2 separate regions of the Mus musculus genome follow, and region 1 is linked to region 2. A link is a loop called in an ENCODE intact Hi-C map of the cell type or tissue named here. Cell type or tissue: gastrocnemius. All regions are shown on one strand.

What was found. A loop is a pair of places that touch in the nucleus more often than their neighbours do. Peaks named below come from ENCODE experiments on the same cell type or tissue, not always from the same donor. Only the 100,000 strongest peaks of a DNase experiment are listed, where the experiment ranks them.
Region 1: it touches region 2 in a loop (2.6-fold over the local background); 3 of 42 quality-filtered maps call a loop at or near these places.

What each region holds. Positions count from the first base shown.
Region 1 is chr7:102,392,600-102,400,599 of GRCm38, forward strand. All of the region lies in intron 3 of Stim1 (stromal interaction molecule 1), which reads left to right. Among named protein-coding and RNA genes, the nearest start is that of Rrm1, 45 kb to the right of the region's middle. In gastrocnemius, no CTCF peak of the experiment used is centred here; a DNase peak (open chromatin) is centred at 3,361; H3K27ac peaks cover 2,014 bases.
Region 2 is chr7:102,282,349-102,290,348 of GRCm38, forward strand. All of the region lies in intron 1 of Stim1 (stromal interaction molecule 1), which reads left to right. Among named protein-coding and RNA genes, the nearest start is that of Stim1, 19 kb to the left of the region's middle. In gastrocnemius, no CTCF peak of the experiment used is centred here; a DNase peak (open chromatin) is centred at 3,588; H3K27ac peaks cover 454 bases.

The sequences.
Region 1 (8,000 bases), 110 kb after region 2:
TTGCCTTTGGTCTGTAAGGTGTTCTATTCAGGCAGAGATCACTTGGCAGGGAAACTGTTTACTTTGCGGTGACTGGAAAGCAAAGAGGGAGTGCATGATAAAGTGATCTGGGCTTCTAATATCCATAAATGACCAAACTTCCCTCTGCTAAGTCACACCTACAGGTTCCAGGTATAGGTCCTCCACCTGTTATAGTTTAGTGTATCTTTTTCTGTCTCTTTTCATTATTGATTATTTTATTTTCAAAGTACTTCAGATTGAACTCAGAAGGTGCTCTCCCATTGAGCTATATCCCCAGGACTTGATGTGTGTTTTTAAATTTAAAATACATTACTAGGCACGTATGTTCACACCTGTAATGCCAGCTTTTGGAAGACTGAGGCAGGAAAATTGACTTGAATTGGAAGCTAGCCTGGTCTACATGATGAGGTTCTTTCTGTCTGTCTGTCTGTCTTTCTTTCCTTCTTTCTTTCCTTCCTTCCTTCCTTCCTTCCTTCCTTCCTTCCTTCCTTCCTTCCTTCCTTTTTTCCTTTCCTTTCCTTTCCTTTCCTTTCCTTTCCTTTCCTTTCCTTTCCTTTCCTTTCCTTTCCTTTCTTTTCCTTTCCTTTCCTTTCCTTTCCTCCCTCCCTCCTTTCCTTTCTTCTTTTCTTTCTTTCTTAAAAAAAAAAAAAAGGAAGCTGGGCGTGGTGGCACATGCCTTTAATCCCAGCACTCGGGAGGCAGAGGCAGATGGATTTCTGAGTTCGAGGCCAGCCTGGTCTACAAAGTGAGTTCTAGGACAGCCAGGGCTATACAGAGAAACCCTGTCTCAAAAAGCCAATCCATAATCAGCCTCCAAACGCTGACACCATTGCATACACTAGCAAGATTTTGCTGAAAGGACCCTGATATAACTGTCTCTTGTGAGGCTATGCCGGGGCCTAGCAAACACAGAAGTGGATGCTCACAGTCAGCTATTGGATGGATCACAGGGCCCCCAATGGAGGAGCTAGAGAAAGTACCCAAGGAGCTAAAGGGATCTGCAACCCTATAGGTGGAACAACAATATGAACTAACCAGTACCCCCCGGAGCTCGTGTCTCTAGCTGCATATGTAGCAGAAGATGGCCTAGTTGGCCATCAGTGGAAAGAGAGGCTCATTGGTCGTGCAAACGTTATATACCTCAGTACAGGGGAACGCCAGGGCCAAGAAGTGGGAGTGGGGGGGGATATGGGGGACTTGAAATGTAAATGAAGAAAATACCTAATTAAAAAAAAAAGACTGCTGGGTGTGTTAATACATGCCTTCATTCCCAGCACTTAGGAGGTAGAGGCTGGCAGATCTCTGAGTTCAAGGTTGATCTACAGAGTGAGTTCCAGGACAGCTGGGGCTACATAGAGAAACCCCGTCTTGAAAAAAATAAGTCATAACACTCAGGAGGCAGGAGATCCAGTCTTGTTTGTCTACATAGTGAACTCCAGGAGGACGGCCAAGACTACATAGAGATACCCTCTCTCAAAAAGGGAAGTGGCCTCAAGTGGTAGTATGCTAGCCCAATATACATGAAACTCTAGGTAATATTCTCAGTAGAACAGTGTGAATCATGTATAATGACACACTCCTGTAAGCTAAGCACTTAGGAAATAGGGGCAAGAGAGTTAGGAGTTCAAAATCATTCTTGGTTACATAGAGACTTAGAGGCCACTTTTAGCTACCTCAGATCCTGCTTCAAACAAACATTCTCTTTAGATAGCTCCTTTTGAAATCTTTCCTGAAAAACCACAGTCTAGATACTGTGTGTTGTGTCCCCCTGACTTCTTATGTTTATATCATCATTGCACTTAACACATTAATTACAGCCTGTTACCCTGCCAGTTTCCCTATCAGTTTGCTTGAAGTCAGCATTTTATATGATCCCACTTTCTAACACTTAGTACTGAAATCAGCTCAGATTAGGAAAGAAGTCAAAAGTTTGTCCTTGTCTCTACCATTGTCCCATCTTACTTTTTCACATCCCAAAGCTTCAAGGTTGTCCTGCTGCTGTGCAGCCACCCCGCCAATATTTCTCTAGCCTGATTTTCTCTGTGCTTTGTTGTAGCTCTGTATGGGGCCTTTAATAGTATGTCCTTATGGTGTTTAATAGACCAGAGGCTTGCATAGTAACCTAGTGGAGTGGGCCTCTCGTCGGAGGCCTAGGCCCAAGACCCAGATATTTTCACAATGATGTTTTGGGGTTTGATATTGACATCATACTAGGAACTAAGATTCCCAGATGGCAGTAGGAAGGGAACCTCTTAGACAACTCAGTTCCAGGTTACATCCCATCCTTAGGAGGAGCCATTTTGGGAGGATTGTATAGCTGGTTTGTTCATAGAATAGATTAGAAAACTCAGTTGTTCAACTAAATTTAAAATCTTTTATTTTGTGTATATGGGTGCTTTGCTTGCATGTATGGCTGTGCACCATGTGTATGCCTGGAGCCCATAGAGGCCAGAAGAGAGTGTCAAATCTCCAGAGAAGGAACTGGAGTTACAGAGGGCTGTGAGCTACCACGTGAGTGCTGGGAATGAACCTAATTCCTGCGGAAGAGCAGACAGTGTTCTTAACCACTGAACCATCTCTACTGCCCCTTTTTAATTTTTTAGGTTAGCCTACAAGTAAGCTTTGTGATGCCTTTTCTGTCAACTAGTTCCATGTCTCTCTCAGCCTCCTTATCACCTTATTTCTCAAAGAGAGCACTTACCACACTGTCTTATTCATTCATTTACTCTTGCAAGTTCATTCAGAGAGAGCTCTTAAGGATGGAGTTCATGAAGATTCATCTCTGTGCTCGTGATGCACCCTAGCAGCTTCAACAGGGAGTACTAATAAAATATTGATGAATGAGTGAATAAACAAATGGTGATGATAGCAGATGTAGCTGAGGCAGGTCTTGAATACCTGATCCTTCTGGCTCCACCTCCCAAGTGCTGGGATCCCAGGTTTGTACCACCATTGTTGGCCAGCTACTATTTCTTTAGCACTTACTATTGGAAAAGAGGTTCCTTATGTCTTTACCACACCATCTAAAAACTCTACTTATCACCATTTTATAAGTAACAAAAATGAGACTGGGATCTTACATTTAATAAGTGATGTTTGGTTCAAGACACATGATTACAAAGCCCACATTTGTAACTGTCAGGCCATATTTGACTGTCAAACCAGATGACTAACTGAGGTTGACGAGGTGACCAGCCAGTGCACTAATAGCTGTGTGAGGAGACTCAAAAAGGGGTTGGCAACTCCCCTAATAGACGTCGTTCTCTTGGGGTGAGGGTTTGAAACCACAGAAGTAGATGAGGGCTTCATCTACAGGCGCCACAAGTCCATTATAGGAAAGAGATACTGACTCAGGACTCGTTTCTTATTGCGTATTCTTTCCCTGGCAAGAGAAAAGATTGGCCAAGGCCCAGGATCTGCCTCGGCACATGCCTGGAGGATAGCTATAGCTGGAGTGCTAGGAGGGACTTATTGTTCCTTCCGCTGATGTGCCCTTACCCCACGTATCCACATGACTCACAGCTCCACCTCAGCTAATCAGATGGCACGGCAGCAGAGAGGCCTTTCCTTCCTTAAAAAGACTTTTCTGTTTACATTTATTCTCTTACTGCTTAGTTTTTCTTAATTGTACTGTATTACCACTTGATGTTTTTATTGTAGATTTTTCATTTTTATATATTTATTATATTATTTATTTGTTTTTAAGACATGGTATTACTATGTAACCCTGGCCAGCTTGGGACTTGCTATGTAGACCAGCTAACTTTGAACTCACAGAGATCCATCTACCTCTGCCTGGGTTAAAAGCATGGGACTATAATGCCAGCTTCTTTTACTGTGTAAGAGGTCAGAGGATGGTTTGCAGGAGTTGCTCTTTTCCTTTCACTTTGTAAGACCCAGGAACTGAAACTCAGTTTGTCAGGCTTGATAGCAAGTGGTTTTTAGGTACTTTTACCTACGGAGCATCTCATGGACTCAGTTCGGACCGTCTTTTTTGCCTTTCCTCTCAGAATCATAAACACCAGAGGATCTGTGACTTTTGTATTCTCCTATATTTCTAGGTCCTGGAGTAGGTTCTAGTAAGTAGGGGGTGTTTAATAATTACCTCCATGAATTATCCTTGAGTTGGAGATGGCCTACTTTCAAGAACTTATCATTTAGCTTCAGCAGCTTCTTATTTTCCTTGTCCTTATTTATGACCTTGGACTCCAGACAAACTGGAATCTGTGTTCTCTGTGCATGACCCACACTTTGTAGTTCTGGATATTGCTCTTATTTCTTTCTTTGGTGGTTCTGAATCTCTGTTTACCCAAATTCTGATCATGCTATTTTTAAATGTATTTTTATTTCATATGCATTGTTTTCCCTGCACGTGTCTGTGTGACGGTGTCAGGTCCCCCGGAACTGGAGTTGCAGACAGTGTGAACTGGCATGTCGGCGCTGGGAATTAAATCCAGGTCCTTTGGAAGAGAACTCGATGCCCTTAACAACTGAGCTATCTTTCCAGCCCCACTCTATTTTTTAAAAGGAGTATTTATTTATTCTTTTACTTAGTATGTGTGTGTGTGTGCTTGAATGAGTTTATGTACACTATATGTGTGGAACTGGAATTCCTGTTGTGAGACCTGTGATGTGGGTGTGAACTGAATCAGGGTCCTTTGTAAGAGCAATGAGCTAGCTCCCTTAACTGTGGAGCTAGATCTCCAGGCAATGCACTCCTTTTTAAAATAAATGTATGTGCAGGCAATTACTACTGATAGATATTGCTAGATTGTAAGCTATAGTACTTGAAATAGGGAACTCCTTCTTAGCTCTGCTCTGTTTCCAGGGCCTAGCTTGGAAGAGTACTAAATAAATGTTTATTGAGTGGCAGAATGAATATTTTAAAGAAAGGGAAATTTTGGCTCATATCAGTTAAGTCATTTATCCCAAATTGTCCATGTTAGATGAGATGGAAATTAAAGTCTTTAGCTTCAAATTTATATTATATATTTTATAATACAAAGCTAGCAGGGCCAAGCCTAGACACACATGCCTGTAATCCTAGAATGTGGGAAATGGAGACTGGAGGATCAGGAGTTCAAGGCCAGCCTTAGTTACATAGTGAGATTGAAGATAGCGTAAGCTCTATGTTTCTCTTGTTTCAAAAAACAAAACTAACCAAGCAACCAGACATATCCAGAAACAAAGAGATTGGAGATGACAGTTACTTGTCTTGTAGATTCTTACTTTCTTTTAAAACTTTTATTTTTGAGAATCTTTCACATGCATGCAATGAAATATTATCTCATGTAGTCCTCCGTCCTCCTAAGCACCCCTGATTCTAACACTCAGTTTGCCAACTTCTTGCTTGTTTGTTTTAATAATACACACATACACACACACACACACACACACACACACACACACCCCACACACACCACACACACACACACCACACACACCACACATACACACACACACACATACACACACACGTTGGGGCTATCTACTGGAACATAAGAACCTACCAGTGGCACCATATATATTCAATAAATCATGTTCTCCCGATATCTACAAGTGTATCTTTCTTTTGAGTGTTGTTATAATCTCTAGAGTTTAGTCTTTTCTTATTCTGTATAGTGTTGTTCATCATTTTGCCTATAGATGATGTCTTTGATATTCTAGGGACCACACAAGACAGGATTGGTGAGGTGCATGGTTTTAGGATACTGTTTTCCTGGTCTAATGTCCTCTTGGGGTTTGGACATTCTTGTCACCTGTAATCTGTACCTGATCTCTTATAAGCTCTTCTTGCCAAGTTCTGTAGTCTCATATTGTCAGCAGCCACTCTATACTTGCTGTGTATGGCCTTTTTCCTTCCTTGGCCAGAGATTCTTTCCATTTTGGGGTGGGGGGTGTTGAGAATGTAGTCTGAGCCTGATGGTGCATGCCTGTAATCCTATCACTCTCAGAGTACAGACGTCCTTCACTTCATAGCAAGTATGAGGACCTATATTGTCTATATGAGATCCTATCCCAAACAAAACAAAAACACTAACAATACTAAAAAAGTGGAATGAGAAAGTAGAATAAGACTTAACTTTCAGGTACTTGACTCTTAGGCATCAGAGGCCCTGGTGTCTCAATTAGATTGTTGCATGAGATCATGCTGAAACTCAGAGTTGCTATCAGAGATACAGATAACATGGAGGATACAGCTCATTATGGCTTATGTTGTTCAGTTTGCCGTGACTTTAGGTGGATGACACCATGCTATCAAGCCCTGCCTAGATGGGGCTGCTGCCTGGGTAACTGAATAATACATAGAGCTAAAAACAAACAAATAAACAAAACATTGCCTTGAGGTTTGGCATGACACTGAAGCCATATCTTTCCCTATGACTTAGCTGTATAGGGATCGATTGGTCAGAAGCCATCCTTGGGGTACAATCATCCCCTTAGAGAACCTCTGCCTCAATGCAGTATTTAGAGCAGTGGTTCTCAGGTGGGGCCAGTTTTGCCTTTTGAGGGACATATTAAGCAGTACCTGAAGACAGATGTTTTTATTGTAACAGCAGCATTGCTGATGGCATGTACTGGGTACATGCTAGAGATATCTGATGGCATGTACTGGGTACATGCTAGAGATATTTGTTAAATGTCCTGCAGTGATCCAGAGCACAGCCCCTACAATAAAGATAACCCCACCCAACAAAATGTCATTGATGCAGAGGCTGAGAACCACTGGTCTAGAGTGAGTCTTGCCTGTCTCCATGTGGAGGGTGCTGATTAGAACATGCCAAGGATTTATGCCCAGGCTTGTGTTAAGGCGTCTTCTTAGTAGACAAAAGGCCCTTGAAGCACCGCTGGCCTCAGGCTTTTCTACCAACAAAAAAGGTGCCTTCCTTTCACTCTACACGCCAAGCAGAAAGGCCTCTTTGTGTTGGATGAGGCCATGCTCACTTGGCACAATTACAGGGCTGTGTTGTTTTCTGAACTTTACAGGCTGGCACTTGTCTGTCTGCCTCATGTGTATCACTCTCTTATCCCTTCATTACCAGACATTCCCAACTACAGTAAATGACTACATTGATAATGTGTTAGGATATATTTTCATTTTCAGTAATAATAGCTAATTCATTCTACTTTCCTCAGAATTTTTCTTAACACTAAATCCATTATCCTTTTCAAGCCATAGGGTTTGAATATATCTCTTGGAAATTAATTTCTTTCTTCCAATGTATTTTTGACTGGGAATTAGACATTCAACCAAGCAGTGACTAGCTAGATACCCTTTGTTTACACAAAGGGTCTGTGGTATCTTGTCTTCTAGAAACAGTCTCAGAGCACATTCAATATACCTGCCTACCTACCTCATTTTCTCTCCTGGCTCCTTCTCCTCCCACCTCCTGATAGTCTAAGCTACTCTCAGAACCACTCAGCATCAAAGCCTTTGTCCTGAGCGTGAAATCAGTTTTGCCTTCAACTTTGCTGTGCTCAAGGTGTTTTCCTGGTTTCCTTTGTTGTATTACATTTTAGTGGAAGCAGGAGCATAAAGGGACATATTCCAAATTGCCAACCTTTGTAGTTCATGTGAGAGTGATTGAAAAAAAAAAAAAAAACAGGTATGGTTATGCCTGCCTACGATCAGAGAATTATCTATCTGAGTTTTTGCTTTCTTGTTTTAAAGATAGGGCCTCTTTATAAAGCATGGGTAGCCGCTGGGCAGTGGTAGCACATGCCTTTCAGGTGGATCTTTCTGAGTTCAAGGACAGCCTGGTCTACAGAGTGAGTTCCAGGATAGCCAGGGCTACACAGAAAAACCTGCTTTGAAAAACCAAAACAGGGGCTGGAGAGATGGCTCAGTGGTTAAGAGCACTGACTGTTCTTCTGAAGGTCCTGAGTTCAAATCCCAGCAACCACATGGTTGCTCACAATCACCCGTAATGAGATCAGATGCCCTCTTCTGGAGTGTCTGAAGACAACTACAGTGTACT
Region 2 (8,000 bases):
TAATGACCAGAAATCTCACTGGCGGGCAGGCAGGCAGGCTTCCAAATCTCACGTGTCTCTAGTTTTCAAAGTGTGATTCAGTAGCTCTGTACTTGTTTGGCCTCTCTGGGTTATCTCAGGCCTCTCAAGAAGCTCTCAGAACTCTCAGCACCACAGTGTACGGTAAAACAAATGTGCCCGTGTTTGCCAAGTTCTCAGAGCCAGATTCTAAAATATACCAGCGAGGGAAGAGGGATGCCTGTGTGTCTATCTATCTCTCCTTAGCTTAGAAAGAAACATGTGCCTCATGTTTGTGTGTTTTATGAATTTGGAGGTCAAATTTGCAGTGATCTTGTTTAAGAAACTTGTGCTGATTAGGGTAAAGGCCACTGAAACTCATACTTCATATCTCTAAAGATAAATATGTAATTAACACAACTCATTGATAAGAATGATGATGATAGCTAGGTTTTGTTGAGCTTCTGGGTAGATTCTTTACAACTCTATAACAACCTTTACAGGTATATATTGTTCACTATGTTTCTGAGAACTTAAGGTAATTTTCTCAAGAAGACTAAATGGGGATTTGAATTGAGCTTTATCTGATCTCAAGACCAAAAGTAATTCTATTTTTGTTTAATATCTCCTGTGAAGGGAAAGAAACTGCTATCCGGATTTTAAGAAAGTAAGCATTTTGACTAGAAACAGTATAACTGTTAGTGGCATTAGTTTATTCTGCCACTGAAGTGGCCTGAAAGAAGCTAAAATTAGGAGTTTGGGGGTTGGAGAGAGAGGAAGGGAGACTGTTTTACTTATGAATTTTGAGTGGGTAGTATCACTTGGTGAAGTGTTTAGCTACTTTTTATATTTAGTTTGTATCTTCCAAAAGTAGTATTCTGGTTGGATTGTTCTAGATATAAGACTTAGGATGGTGGCTGGATATATACATACATACATACATACATACATACATATATATATATATATATATGTATATATATATATATATATATATATATATATACACATACATACACACACACACACAGTGTCTTTACTTCAGTTAATATTTAACATATCATTATATATGACAGTTGTGTCCAGTAGACATATTCAGAATAATAGTAGGAGCCAGTCCTATTGTTTTATTTTATTAAATAAAGGTTCTACTATAGCCCAGGGTAGCTTCAAACTCAATATGTAGCTCTCTTGATCTTTTTTGCTTTTCTCTCTCAAGTGCTGGGATTACAGGTGTTTGTTTGCTTCCATTCCCTGTTTATTTGGTATGAGGTTGGAACCCAGTGTGTGCTGAACAAGCACTTTATCAACTGAGCTACCTATTCTATATTAGTAAGGAAGATACCTTTATATTGTATTATTTCTATTATGTCATGTGTATATGTGCAGGTGTGTGTGTGTGTGTTGGCCGGCGTACAGCCTTGGTAGTTGTTCTTCAGGTGTTGTCCACCAAACTTTTGAGACAGGACTTCTCACTGCCCTGGACCTCACCGACCAGGCTAAGCGGTTAGTCAGCAGGCTCCAAGGATCTGCCTGCCTTTACCACCTAGTGTATTACAAATGAGTGCTAGCGTGCCTTACCTGCACATGCATGTATGTGTGTGGGCATATGTATGTGTTGTGATCAGAGGACAATTTACAGGAATATATTCTTGCTCTTTTACTATTGTGGATCACGGGGATAGAAAAAGGTTTGGAGGCAGATGGCTTTGCCTGATGAGCTGTCTGCTGGGTGATGCCTGGCTTTTTTTTTTTTTTTTTTTTTTTTTTGTGGTTTTTGTTGTTGTTGTTGTTAGATTTGTTTTTGTTTTCATTTAAATTTTAAAAGATTTATTTATTTTATTATTTTATACGTATGAGTGTTTGAATGTTTTGCTTGCATGCATATATGTGTATCATGTGCAGGTCAGGTGAGGTCAGAAGAGGATATTGGGTCCCCTGAGACTGAAGTTGCAGAAGGCTATGAGTTACCATGTGGGTGCTGGAAACTTAGCCTGGTCCTCTGCAACAACAGCAAACACTCTTAGCCACTGAGCCAGCTCTTCAACCCTACTTTTATTTTTTGTGGTAGTGTCTCACTATGTATCACTGGCTGGCCAGGAACTCACTAAGTAGACTAGGCTGGCCTAAGATTAGAGATGTGCCTGCACCAGTATTCTGGGATTAGAGACATGCCATCAATCTGCCTTGTTTTTATTATTTTTTTTCTGGTTTTTTGTTTGTTTTGTTTTGTTTTGTTTTGTTTTGAGACAGGGTTTCTCTCTGTATCAGCCCTGGCTGTCCTGGAACTCACTCTGTAGACCAGGCTGACCTGGAACTCAGAGATCTACTTGCTTCTACCTCCCAAGTGCTGGGATTAAAGGTGTGGACCACTGTGCCCTGCTAGCTTTTAATTTTTTAAATTATGTTTATGTGTGTGTCTGTATAAGTGGAGATGCCTCTGGAGAAGAAAGTGTCAGATACTATTGAGCTGGAGTTATAGGTGGTGGTAGTGAGCCTCCAGTGTAGGTGCTAGGAACTGAACTGAGTCTTCTGAAAAACAGTAAACACTCTAAAATGCTACACTGAGCTGAGCTAGCTCTTCAGTCTCTGGCTTAACACAAAAACAAGACCAACCAACCAGACAAAAGACATAGCTTCTGGATATCAGAGTCCTGGTACTTTCAAGTCAAATTCTCCCCACTCCACGTGATCTTTTAAATTTTTCACTACAGCTCTCTTATTGTGCAAGGCACTGCTTCAATGATGTGTGATAAGTATTATTAGTCCTGTTTGAAGGAAGAAGGAATCACCTGCACCTAGCAAGACTAGAGAAGCTTTGTGGAAGAAGCAGCAGCTTAGTGGGTCTTCTGGTACCAAAGGCAGAAATATAAGGAAGGTCAAGGGAAGCATTCCAGTTAGAGGCAATGTCATGAACAAAGGTATGGAGAGAGAAAAACTGGGAGTTTGTGTGATAGTAGTGCAGATTGTGTGTGGTAGCCATGCAGGAAAGTGCTATAAAGTGAAGTACAAAAAGTTCATTGAAGAAAGGTCATGGAGGGCTCCAGATGTTAGGCTAAAGAGTTTAGTCCAATGCTTCGCAACCTGTGGATCAAATCGCACATTAGATATCCTGCATAGTAGATATTTTCATTACGATTCATAACAGTAGCAGTTCTGAACAGTTATAGTTATGAAGTAACAATGAAAATAATTTTATGGTTGGGGTTACCATACCATAAGGAACTGTATTAAGGGTTGCAGCATTAGGAAGGTTGAGACACACTGGTTTAATTTAGACTTTATTCTTAGGCAGTGAGAAAAGTCCTTGTGGGTTTTGAGCAGGGAAATGACAGGACCCAAGTGGTTATTTAGGAAGATTAAATTGAATCGAATGTTTACAAAATGTTGTCGGGAAAAAGAAAGTTTAGAAAGGGGACTTGGGAACTGTTTATGAGAACAGGAGGTAAGAGTCTGTGTGGAGGCAGAATAGGTGGACTTAACGATAGTCAGAAGAGTCGAAGCCACACTAGTGTTTTGAGTTCAGTAAGGAGATGGATCAATCATGCCATGGCAGCCAAGAGTGCCAAGTGGTGGGGCAGCTGACCTTATTTGAAATGCTGGGCAAGGGGCCATACTCCACAGTGTTCCTGAAATCACTTTTTGCTATTAAGTTTGCTAACAAAAGCTGAGCCTTTGCTCTAGGAATACCAGAAAGGGTTATGGGGGTAGACAGTCCTGAATTCAGGCCCATGCCTTGCCAGTTTCTATTTTTTGATTGTTTTTGAGATAGATCCTCATTAGCACTAACTGACCTTAAACTCATTATGTAGTATAAGCTGGCTTTGGACTCTCTCCTGATTCTCCTGCCTCTATCTCCCAAATGCTTGGATTTTAAGAATGCACTACCATGCTCAGCAAAAGGTTGAAAGAGCTTGGGTCTCCCTTCCCTTCTCCCCTCTTTTTGTTTCTTTTCTCATTATGTAGCCCTGGCTAGCCTGCAACTTAATATGTAGACCAGGATGGCTCTGAATTCACCGAGATCTACCTACCTCACAAGTGCTGAGATTAAAGGCATATGCCACCATGCCTCACCTTACTTTTTCTCTCCATTTCACTGTCTGAAAATGTCTCATTATGTAGCTCAAGGCTAACCTCAAACTCATGATCTTCTTGCCTTAGCTTCTTGGTACTAGAAACTATACACCTGGCTGCTTCTCTTTTTCCCATTCCCTTTCTTTTGTTCTTTCATTCATTTGTTATTTTTGTTTCAGCATCTCACTCGTAGCCCAACCTGGCCTGGAACTCAACATGTTGGTTGGGCTGGCCTTGTACTCTTAGCAGTCTGTCAGCCTCAGCCTCTCAAGTGCTGAGATTATAGCCATAAACCAACACAATCTCTCTCTCTCTTTCTCTCTCTCTCTCGCTCTCTGGTTTCTCTCTGTAGCTCTGGCTGTCCTGGTACTCATTCTGTAGACTAGGCTGGCCTCAAACTTAGAGACCATCTGCTTCTGACTCCTGAGATTAAAGGATGCAGCATTAAACCCCTGTCTATAAACAAGTTTTAATTGACAGCAGGAGAGTGACTGACTGTATTACACTGACATTACAGCTGGTCCAGTTGCAGAGGAGAGGACTTCAGTGCTGTAAGTGAACCCAGTGTGGAAACTGAGAACTAAACTCAGGCCTCTCTGAAAGCAGCATATAATCTAACCACTGAGAAAATCTCTACAGGCCTACAAAATAGTTTAATTAACTTGATAAATATAGAGTCTTATTGTATCCTAAGCTGTCCTCAACTCACTGTGTAGCTGAGGATGACTTTGAACTTGGGATCCTCCTGTCTCTATTTTAGTGTTGGGATACTTGGCTTGTACTAGCACACTTGGTTTTGCTTTGTCTGTTTTTTGTTTTCTTTTGGTGTTGGGATTGAACCCAGGGCCTTATACATGCTAGACAGGCACTCTACTACTGCTATATCCTTAGCTCTCTTTTGAGATTTTTTTTTGTTTTGTTTTTTCGAGACAGGGTTTCTCTGTGTAGCCCTGGCTGTCCTGGAACTCACTTTGTAGACCAGGCTGGCCTCGAACTCAGAAATCTGCCTACCTCTGCTTCCCAAGTGCTGGGATCAAAGGCGTGCGCCACCATGCCCGGCTGTCTTTTGAGTTTTAAAATCACTTCTTTTTCTGAGGATCTTCCCTCCCTCCCTCCTTTAAATATAAGCATTGGGCCAATGAGATGGCTCCGTAGGAAAGCACTTACTGTGCAAGCTTGCGGACCTTAGTTTCGATCCACGTGAAAGTGGCAGGAAATAACCAACTGCACAGAGTTGTCTTCTGATCTCTGCACAGGCTCCAACACACTCAACACATATACACACTCATAAATAAAAAGTATAAAGCATGTATGACCAGGTATGGTGGTACAGACCTTTAATCCCAGCACCTAGGAGGCAGAGACAGTGGAACTCTGTGAGTTCAAGGCCAGCTAGGTCTACATGGTGAGTTCCAGGACAGCCAGGGTTATACAGAGAGACTATGTCTTTTTTTTTTTTTTTAAAGATTTGTTTATTTTATGTATGTGAGTACTCTGTGGCTTCCTTCAGACCCACTAGAAGAGGGCATTGCTTCCCATTACAGATTTCGAGCTACCATGTGGTTGCTGGGAATTGAACTCAGGACCTCTGCAAGAGCAATCAGTACTCTTAACCGCTGAGCCATCTCTCCAGCTCAAGAGACTATCTTAAACAAACAAATAAACACACACACACAAACACACACACACACACACACACACACACGCGCGCGCGCGAGTGCAAGTACTTATATTTTTAAAATAGTAAGATCCATTAATTAATATAAATATTTAAAAATGCAAGTATTATTGTGATGAAGTTACTCTTGAACTGAGGGATCAAAACTTTGTCTTCCTTGCATTCTAGCATGAATTAGGTTGGGATATAGTTTTTATGAGAATGGGTTATAGTAGGACTCTGGGTTTGGGGAGAACAGTTCTGTTAGCTAAATTTATCTGTACATAATGGGTGTCAGAATCACAGGATATACTAGATACTACTGTCTGTCTGGTAGCTTGTACACAGCTGTTTTTCTGAGTTGAACATTTGAGCTATACTCTCAGAAAGAACTTGCAACTTGGTGAGTCTGATTCCCCAAAGAATTCAGTGATGAAAATTAGGGCACTTGAATAGATCTAATTGGCAGAACTCTGTGAAGGGCAGAGGGGTTCCCTGGGGGCCTTTTAAATCTCCTATGGTTATAGACTTTTAAGGTTGAACTAATTAAAATACATTGGCAGCTGGACTCAATACTTCCCTTGCACTAGGTTTTGTCTCAGCTGCCTGGAGTTCTAGCAGTTGCCATAAGACTGCCTTTCTTGAGGAACAGAGGAGTGGGTTCCCATTTCTCCATGTACTAAATATTATGATGTATTATTTGCGCAGTATAGGCTGAAAGACATCTGGTAGTAGAATGAAATGTGTGCTGAGACTTGGATATGTCCTGGATTTGCTATTTTAGGACTCCTAAGATGCCCCTGAGGTTGATTTCTTATTTTGTTTTGTCTCTTCCCAACACCGATGTCTTTATTCTGTTAGTTGGCAAGTAATTTCTCTTACCCTGGGGTATCATTCCCTGATGTGTGTTCTGTTCTAACTAAAAAAGGGGATAAGGAAAGGATTTAGTCCTACCATGTGCCAGATCAGGTTTTATACAACTAATTTTTGAGGTGTACTTTGCGATGCCTGTGTTACAGACGAGGAAATGGATTCTGAGGAGAAGTGTTGTGGGAAATATTAAAAAAAAAAAAAAAAAACAAACCCACCAACTCTCAGTGGAACCAGACCACGCTCCCGCGCTCCAACCGCAGTGCCAGGTGATCTCACTAACTTTCTTGGCCCACCATCTCTCGGGCCCCTGGTGGCCATAGTGCTCCCACCAGGCCACCTCTCAGATGCCCCCCCTACCCCCAGAGTTACCCTCGCTCACGCTGCGCCCCACACACCCCACGATCAGCCATCTCAACACCTAATTGCCCGGTAGAAACAAGACTCTTAAAGCTTAATTATCCAATCAGATTTATATAACGATAAGAACACAATTTACAAGATGCCAATACGGTAATTTCAGAGCCAATTGATAATGATAAAAGCTTTACCCCAATTATTCTAACCTTGTGAAAATCTTAGCTACTTGTGGTTGTTTAAAACCACGAAGGATCAGGATCTTTTTCCTGTCCGTCTGCCTCCATGTTGGCTTCTCCCCCTTCTCCTCATGCTACCTCTCTGTCTCTCCCAACTCCTAGCTCCGCCTCTCTTTTCCTGTCCAATCACAGGCCTGCCACTGCCCTAATGTGATTGGACAGGGGAAAACCTGCAACAGAGAAGAACTTATCTGATGGTCATTACAGCTTGTTATCAATTAAATCAGAATTGAGATATCGCTTAGACGTCTGGTTACTTTCCTCAGGTCGCATAAATGGCATCATGCTTTACTGTTGCCCTGTAGTCAGTTGCTCAGGTTGATCTTGAACTCCTAGGCTCAATGACTCTTATCTCCCAGCCTCCCAAGTAGCTAGGACTGCATGCTTACCACCGTGCTTGTCTTCATATCCTTCTACCCTTCTAAGCGTGGCTAAGTTCTCACTTTCAGGTAGTCGTCTCTAGTTTCTAAGGTTAAGAACTGATTCCTCTTTTTCCTTATCTTACTGCTCCTATTCCTTCATCACTTCCGTCATGTTATTTTTCATGGTGTTTGGCTTTAAAGATTGATTTATTTTATGTATGTGAGTACACTGTAGCTGTACAGATGGTTGTGAACCTTCATGTGGTTGGGGTTCACTCCAGCCCCACTCGCTCAGCTCGTTCAGTCCCTTTCCTGCTCTGGCCCAGGAAGTTATTTATTATTATACATAAGTACACTGTAGCTGACTTCAGTGTTACCAGAAGAGGCACCAGAAGAGAGCATCAGATCTCATTATGGGTGGTTGTGAGCCAGCATGTGGTTGCT